Linked DNA regions of Mus musculus: region 2 is linked to region 1. A link is a loop called in an ENCODE intact Hi-C map of the cell type or tissue named here. Cell type or tissue: left cerebral cortex. All regions are shown on one strand. Links, peaks and the distances in the headings refer to the core of each region. The heading gives the core; the rest is flanking DNA.

Evidence for each region. Hi-C counts contacts between places; a loop is a spot of excess contacts. Peaks named below come from ENCODE experiments on the same cell type or tissue, not always from the same donor. Only the 100,000 strongest peaks of a DNase experiment are listed, where the experiment ranks them.
Region 2: a loop joins it to region 1, with 3 times the contacts of the local background. A loop is called at or near these places in 4 of 42 quality-filtered maps.

What each region holds. Positions count from the first base shown.
Region 1 is chr8:115,157,998-115,162,386 of GRCm38, reverse strand. The region is part of intron 8 of Wwox (WW domain-containing oxidoreductase); the gene reads right to left. Among named protein-coding and RNA genes, the nearest start is that of Gm39257, 200 kb to the right of the region's middle. In left cerebral cortex, for the core only: a CTCF peak has its summit at 2,286; DNase peaks (open chromatin) are centred at 2,575, 2,969, 3,409, 3,764 and 1 more place; H3K4me3 peaks cover 1,561 bases; H3K27ac peaks cover 2,070 bases.
Region 2 is chr8:115,078,710-115,083,098 of GRCm38, reverse strand. All of the region lies in intron 8 of Wwox (WW domain-containing oxidoreductase), which reads right to left. Among named protein-coding and RNA genes, the nearest start is that of Gm39257, 120 kb to the right of the region's middle. In left cerebral cortex, for the core only: no CTCF peak of the experiment used is centred there; DNase peaks (open chromatin) are centred at 1,080, 1,586 and 1,975; H3K27ac peaks cover 306 bases.

The DNA.
Region 1 (4,389 bases), core at 288-4,287:
CCCAGGAACAGCAGGGATCTGTAGGACTTTGGTCTGGGAAAGACTCTTGGGAACTTTATATGGATGCAGCTTGGGAAGGCAGAGAGCAAGGTGATGCAGGGTATTCAATGCCAGCGTGAGCATGGGGGCTGCAGGGCAGGCAGGCACTCATCCTGGCTGAGCTTTCTGGCTGCTCCCAGGGTCAGATGGAAAGAAGGCCAGCTTGTGCTTCCTCCCTCCTTTTCCCTCTTCACTGTTATGAAATGCAGGTGATTGGAAGACAGCTATTACTTTCTGAAATCCAAGGTGTGTGTCTGGGGGTGGTGGTGGGGCGGCTACCATCACAAAAGGCAGAATTAAGCTACGAAATTAAACCCTCTAAATATAAATAATAAATTCTCTCATTGGTGCCCAACCCCGGGGCCAACGTAAGGAAAACCTGAGTCCCTGCTGAGCCTTTTTATTACTTGAGGTATATGGAGTCTCTAATTTAGGGCTAAATATAAAACTAAAGCACACACAGCTGGACTTTCAAGTAGTTTCAAAGCACATTTAATACCTTCCCGCGAAACTTCCAAAATCCAAGCCGTCCCCGCTTTGCTGCCGTATAAACAGAAGTCGGGCAGACCTAACATAATGTATGGGATTCAAAAGGATATTTAAGAGGGGTGGGGAACACACAGGCTGAGGGCCCACAGCCATCAGAATGCTGACCCATGTTCACCGGCCCATGCTGTCCTTTGCTGGGTGGGTTATAATAGAAACCAGTAAAGCTAAGTAGAGGTGGGGGGGGGGGTGGGGGAGGGCAGAGTGCCGAGGAGGGCTGCCTTTAACCGCAGTTTTGTCTGCCCCTGAGTACTTTTCAGCACCATTCCTACACCCCTGGGCCAATGGAAAATGAGAAAGAGTCAAAGCCGGACTGGCAGACATGAATGGATTCTCTGTTAACCCCGGGAATTCTTCTTGAAGGAGAATCCAGGATTCTGGTTTATGATTTTTGTGTTGCCAGACACTTTAATTGATTTGTTAATGAGCCCCAAAGTCTCAAGACTTCTGTGAGCGAAAGGCAGTTTGGAGTGAACGCTATGTTACAGTTGAGGTAGTAGGTACTGTTCAAACAGCTCTTGCTTTGAAGGCGTGGTCCCAAAATAATACTCAGAGGTGGAGCTTCGGAAAATAATTGGATCATTAACGGCTCTGGCTGGCTTAATCATCAGGCTAATTCACTGATCGATTCATACTTTGACAACTTTATGGGGAAGCAAAAGAGACTAGAAGATTAGACCTACTTGGGCTAGGCAGATACTAGGGAGCATGGCTTTGAAGGTCACACCCTGACTCTGACCCCTGTCCCAGCGCCATCCCCCGTCTTGCTGCTTCCTGACCTCCATGAAGTGAGCAGCCCTGACCCTGAGGTGGCAGCTAGAAGCTAGCTGAGTCACCCTGGGTTAGCACTGGGACCCGGTCAAACAAAATCAGGGTCCTTATCTCTTAGAAGGATCTGCTATGGGGACAAAGAGGATGCAGACCACAGACACCCAGATGGCTTACAAAATGCAGCTACAAGTTCTTCAATAGTCTTCCCACCAGGAAGTAGAGCCTTATGTCCCCCTGCATTGAATCCCAGTGTGCCAGGGATGGTAAACTCACTATAAGGTCTCCTCATATGGTGAGAGGAAGTGGCTTCCTGTGATGTCCAAGGTCAGTCGGAGAAGACCTTGCCATGGCAGCTATGAGGTGTACGCCCTACAAGATCCAACCTCTCTAAGACCACCACGCTAAAGAAGCCAGAGGCGGAGCCCCCCACTTAGCCACTCATGCAGTAAGAAAGGTAATTATGGGCTAGCCCACCCACCAATCACCCCGTGACCTTTGCCCCATAGCCAACAGATTGAGAGACAAAGCAATCCCTACCCCCCCCCCCAAAAAATTGAGCCAGAAAATGATGGGATTTAATAAAAACAAAAACAAAAAAATGCATTGGTTGTTGTCTACTAGTAGCACGTGGGGCGCTTTGTAACTCGGGAACAGATAAATGACAGGGGCCAGACTCCAGGGATGTCGAGATAAAATGAAACCATATACACTACATTCCCAGTACACAGCGGGCTCTCGGCAGCGGCGGATGTCAGATCACGTCCCATTCCTGGTGACAATAGACTTGATTGCCTTTCAGTTTCACTGCCTATTTTTATACTGTGCGACGCTAAATCGTAAATTACAAGCAGCTTAGCAGCCTCTGATTCCTACCCAGCACTCTGGGTTTTATTGGGCTCTCAAAGTTAGAGAAAGGCGCACATGGAAATTGGAGCGGCTCCTCTGCTCTCCTCTAGGGGCTCTGGAAGGAGGTTCTTCAGCCGGAAACTCCTAGCTTCTGACCGTGCTTCGTGCCCCCCCACCCCCACCCCTCAACTTCCACTCCCCGGTGGCAGGCACACCACGGTGAACAGGGGGCTTTCTGCCGGGAAGTTTGCAAGCGTTTTTTCTGAGCAGTATTGGTTTTCTTTTTTCTAGCCGGCGTAGATTTGTGAGCTGCAATGTGTTCCTGCAGGAAGGAGGCAAGCAGCCTCCCTTGGCAAGTCTCACCATGAAGTTATTTCTCGGATCCGCATCTAGAATTGGTTGTATAACTTGGTGATTGCCAGAAAGCATTTGGGAGCCAGATGGGTCTTGGCATGAACCCTGGCTCTTTTCCTTCCAGATGGAGAGAACTTGGGGGCAGATTTTTGTTAAAAAAAAAAAAACAAAACAAAACAAAAGGAAAAAAACCTCAGTTTACACTTTTGAGAAATGGGACTAATCATAGTGCCCTCTGGTAGTGCATTTGGGAAGCCTCAACTAGGTAAATACTCGAGGCCCTGCTCGAAGTCGGAGCTCACAGTCATTTTTCTGCTAACAGGAATCCTCATCGCTGGAGGCTACCCCGGCGAAAGTTGTTGGACTTGGCTCAGAAAAGCATAAGACGCCTGTGAGATTAGAAATTCGGATACAGAACGAACAGCATGCTGGTGTATACTAGACACTCCGGAAGCCCGGTGGCCTGCTACCGAACGCATTTGCTGCTACTTCTCGTAAAGCACGCCCCCCCCCGTTTTCCTGAGACCCCCCCTCTGCGGGATAGATGATGGCCATTGGTATTTACAATGAAGAGCAATCATTCAGCGTCTGGATGGAGGGCTCACCCAAGAGCTGCTAAACAGAAAGCTCTCATCTCTGTTTTCTCATCTTTAATACAAACTCCCATCCTCCATCTCCCTTCCTCCAGCCTCCAGCCTAATTCTGAACACCCCCACCCCCACCCCCACCCCCGGTAATGAACATTAGCTGGGAGGATGCTCTGGAAAAGCCGAGCTGGAAAAAGTTTCTCTGGAGCCCCACTGCCGCAGTCATTACATAACCAGCTCCCTCCAGCAGCAGCCTGAGGTTCGCTGTGGAGATGCTTCCATTTGTAGCCTCTCCAAGTTCCTCTGGTGCAGCGGCCCCCTCCTTCCAAGTCCCTTCCCCTCCTCTCTCTTCATGCCTGAGGTCTGGCTCCACTGGAAGCCACCCCCCCCACACACACACACACGCCACTCGCTCATTTTTTTCCACATAATATACTGCAGTTTATTACATAAGTGATTTATTGCATGCGTCTTAATGTATAAGGGGCAAAAAGTTGTTTAAAATAAATCCAACTGAGAGGATAATCTCTGTGGGCAAAATGTACTTGGACTTAATTTCTCTACTGGGTATTATACACTATATAATTGCCTTAAACAGAAGCTGCACACACAAATTTAGCTTGGCACCGATATCTGGCTACACGGAACACTCAAGTTACACGCTGGGTTTTTCTACAAATCCTTTGCTCCCCCGGAAGAAAACTCAACAGCATCCCTTAAAGAAATATTCAGCCTGACTCTCCCGCTGAGATTGGGAGGGGGAGGGTAGAAGAGCAGCCCATTGTATCCTGGATGGAAGGGGTGGGAGGCCTTTGTCTTGAGAGAGAGGGCAAGGCTGCCAGCTTGTCACTGGGCAGATCTGGTTCCTGGAATTCTGTAGCCCCCTCACTGGCCCTGGACATGGGATATGCACTTAATTAAAGTTGATGGTGGCTTGCCCTTCTTTCTCCTACAGATTAATTAATTAATGTATTCATTGACTCCCTCATGCATTTATTCATTCTACAAATACTCTCTGAGCTGCTCTTGAGCCCTTGGGCGGTGGTGGGTCCTGGGAATAGGAGAGTGAGCCACACACTGTTCCTGCCCACACCTAATGAGGAGACAGGCCGTACGTAATTAAGCTGTCCTACCACACACCTTAAGTGTGACAGGACAGGCTGTTGCGAGAAGAATGGGTACGTGGTGCTCTGAGGGCCTGTAGAAGACAGAGAAAAGTTTCAAGGGAATGGCTTGAGCGGGTGTT
Region 2 (4,389 bases), core at 228-4,227, 79 kb after region 1:
GTGTCTGTGGGGCTTATGGTCCATAAAGTTTAATAACAGGCTCAACAGCCGAACGGTTAATGCAGGATGCCCGAAGGCCACTCTTTTTTACAAAGAGGATCGGGTTCTTTTATTTCTCCCCTCTTGACATTTCATCAAACACAAATGCCTGTCTGTCACTGTGGACCATATAAAGTAGCTACATGGCATGAAGGGATAAGAAAATATTCTACTGGCTCTTTAAAGAGTGGAATCAGCTCATAATTAGCCTTAGCTTGGCTTAAAGCTTTGAAGAAGAGAAAGTTATGAAGCTTAGCTGCCCTGCAAATTGGGTGCCATAAATACCCATAGGTTGATATACCAGGTACTGATGGGAATAGCTGACAACAACCCCCAAATTCCTTCCTATGGTTTTCAAAGCTGTAAGCATCTCCCAGTCCCCTTGCCTTCTATCTCCTTACTGTGGCCAGGACCTTCAGTGCCTTGTTGGTGAACGTACCAACTCTAGTCCGGCCTAGGGCTTGGTATCTCTGGTACATCTTTTGGGTTCTTCTGTCTCCCTCGGAATGGGTTCCATTTTATCTTCTTCTGCTTAAGGATCCATTTAGGAAAGCTCTTAAGCCCTAGCTGAAGTTACACCCCTCCTGATATGCTTTGATGACAGGGACAATGTGTTTGTGTACTTGTTCCTTATTTAAACACACACACACACACACATGCACAAGCACAAAGTAGATTCTCAATGTATGACCATACAATGAATATTTGTCAAATTCTAGACTCTCTCACTGGGATTGGACCATTCACAAATTTATGGATGATCTATCCAGATGAACAGCCTCAAAAGCCTCATGCCCACTAGCAAGTGGTAGCACACAGACCTTAGAACTGAATTCCTGGCTCTGGGAAGGCTCTCTTGTGACTTTGCTCAGCACTACAACCAGGCAGAAATAGTTCAGTCCTTTCTGGATTTTCCCTCAAACTTGGAAGGGAAAGTAAAATTAGAAGGGAGTGGTAGGTGAGAATCACACCAATGGAGAGACTGTTGTAGGAAGCAGGAGGGCACTTCAGATGGGTTTCCTTCCTAGAGGATGGTGGACATCCACTAAGGAAGGAGCTGTCTTTTCTTGCTTGGCAGGAGCTAGGGAGCTTACAGTGATACTTTTGTCCCAGTCTGTGGGCTGTAGCTTGAGAGAGCAGAAGTGACTATTTGCAACCTGGTTTAGATTTTTCTGTTCCCAGGGAAGCTCTGGCATGGGCCTCTGCAAGACTCATAGGTCTGAGCACTGCTGTCTGGTATTTTGAAATGCTCACCCTGGCTCCCCATTGCCCTCTCATGCTTTGCTGATCTCCCCAGCCCCACGTGGAGCTGTGGGATACAAAACAATTCAGTGGGGAGAGAAAAAGTCACCAGGCACTGTCCTTGAGGTAATTAATCAGCGGTGACTCTTTGCCAGGGGGAATAATATGACTCAGAACACATTCTGCCCCTGTAACATCAACTGTGCAGCAGAGAGGCTGCTTTGAAAAAGATGCGAAGGGGGTTGGTGGATGGGGTGGTGTTGGGGCTTTGTGACAGAGTGAGAGCTCTCGGCTGGTGACACCATTGCATGCAAGATGCAAGATGGCTGCAAACAGCACCTGGTCTGCTGCCAAGCTGCTCAGTTCTCTGGGAAAGTGAACTTGGTGCTTTCCAAGTTCACTGAGATCCGTCTCCTGGCTCCAAGTCTGCCGCAGTGAGCTCTACAGCAGAAGGTGGCCTGAGCATACTCCATGTGACTGGCACTGGCTCCTGCTACATCTCCCCTTCCCGTTGGCTAAAACGGATGCTGCAGTACAGAAAGCCCTGAATCTTGGCCAAGGGTTGGGGGGGGGGTCTGTTACCCCCACAGCAGGTTAGCCACAGTTCACTTGGTGTGTCCTCAGATACGTGGGTCACACAAGTGAGAATTCGTCTTTCTTTCTCTGCACCAGACATCAACGGAGTTGTCATGTGCCTGGATGTTAAGAATACCAACTATCAGACAGATAGGAGTGGGAGGTGACAGAGAAGAAGGGAAGAGTGGGAAGAAGAAATGGGTAAGGAAGAAGGAAAGGAGGAAGAGGGGAAGGGAGAGGAGAAAAGAGAGAAACCAATAAAAGGATGGGGAAAGGGAAAGAGAGGAAAAAGAAAGAATTCACATCAAAACTCTTTCTGCAGAACACACATTCTGCAGCCAGTTTGACTCCATGAAGTTGCTTACGATTGCCCTTGCATATTCAAACTCTCTGACCCTCTGCCTCTGTACAAACTTTTGTTTTCTTGCCAAGCTGTTTCTTCCAGTCTGTTTCCTCACATCCTGAGGCTCTTTCTGTCCTGTCTGGGGAAACGGGGCATGGCGATTTTGAAGATGGAGCCTGAGTGCCAGCCTGAAGGGGAAAGGTGTCCGTGCACAGGAGCTATGGGATGTGAGCACACTCCAGAGAGAAGGGATGTCTCAGGACCTAGAGGAGCAGGTCACCCTGCAGAAGGCATTCCTCAGAACCTGGTGCTCACTGAAACCGGGGTACCCTTCTAGAAAGATCAGCAGCACTGGGCTCCTTGCTAAAGGAACAGAGTGGAGCTGCACCATTGCAATTGCGCATCCCCCTCCCCCCCAAGCCCCAGGTACAGGCCATTCTTTTTCGAGACAGGGTTTCTCTGTGTAGCCCTGGCTGTCCTGGAACTCACTCTGTAGACCAGGCTGGCCTCGAACTCAGAAATCCGCCTGCCTCTGCCTCCCGAGTGCTGGGATTAGAGGCATGAGCCACCCCCGCCCGGCAAGGCCATTGTTTACAAACAGAAATGCTTCTGGTTAAAAGCCTAACTTTGAGCGTCCCACAGATGAGTGAAGCTGGAAAGGAAGTATCTGGGGATCCAATGCTCATAGATTCCCTTACCACAAAAGGAAGACCAGCGCTCATCAACCATCTCACCTGAAGAGGAGCCCATCCATAAAGCCACTGAAGAGAAGAGACAGGTGGGAGAACCATCTGTTGGATTCCATAGTGTTGCTGTGGATCAGCTAGTCACAGATAACCAACCTGCAGGCCACAGGTTGTCCCCCTCTATCCCTTGGATAGGAAATTCTATTGGGAACATACCATAAGAAGCAGAGAATTTATTTTTTTTCTTTTGAGAGCTAGGGGTGATCTTCGAATATTGTTTTGCTAAAACATGTGTGTTTGTGCATATGTATGTCCTTGTGTGTGCCAGTGTAGATCTGTGTGCGTGTGCATGTTCACATTTGTGCCAATGTATATATGTGCTACTCTGTGGATATGTGATGTTCATGTATGTGTCAGTATAGATGTATGTGTGTGTGCATGTTTATGTGTGAGACAAATATAGATACATGTATTTCTCTCTCTCTCTCTCTCTCTCTCGTGTGTGTGTGTGTGTGTGTGTGTGTGTGTGTGTGTTTGTGTGTATTCACATGGGTGCCAGTGTAGATGCATGTCATGTTCACATGTGTTCTGGTGTATATGAATGTAGGGGCGGTCATAAAAAACACTAGTTGTTGTCTCTCAAACACCAGCTCTCCATCTTCCTTTGATACAGAGTCCACATTGTTCTGGATCTCTCCATATAGGCCAAGCTTGCCAGCCAGTGAGGTCCAAAGATTGACCATCTTGTCAGTACTGGGATAACATGCATATTGACACAACATTTTTTTTTCTTAACATGAGTTCTAGGGCTCAAACTCAGGTTCTCATGCTTGTAAGCCACGAGCCATCTCCCTACCCAAGATGATTTCACTATAAGGAAAAATAAACATAAACACAAATTTTCTTGAGTCCCAGCATATTGCCTGCCTGGATTTAGATCATCTCAGAGCTCACTCCTGAAGGATAGCTTCTTTGGTTTACAACATAGACTTGATTGTGTTTGGCATCCAGAGAAAGCCAGCCAGCCACTTCTCATTCTCAAGTCTCGGCTGATGCAGAATGGAACTGAAGCTTTTAATCTTGCCATAAACGGATGTGTGCATCTGAGTCATGTCCTACACTGGCAAAATGGTAAAGGGTTGACACTGACTCTTTCTTAATTAAAAGAGAGAAAGAAAGAAAGAAAGAAAGAAAGAAAGAAAGAAAGAAAGAAAGAAAAGGAAAGAATGAAGGAAGGAAGAAAGAGAGAAAGAGAAAGGAAGAGAGAGAGAAAGAAAGAAAGAAAGAAAGAAAGAAAGAAAGAGAGAAAGAAAGAGAGAAAGAAAGAAAGGAAGAAAGAAAGGAAGAAAGGAAGGAAGGAAGGAAGGAAGGAAGAGAGAAAGAGAGAGTAAAAGAGAGAGAGAAAGAGAAAGAGAGAGAGAGAGAAAGGGAGAGAGAGAGAGAGAAAGAAAGAAAGAAAGAAAGAAAGAAAGAAAGAAAGAAAGAAAACTAAAATGGAGAGAA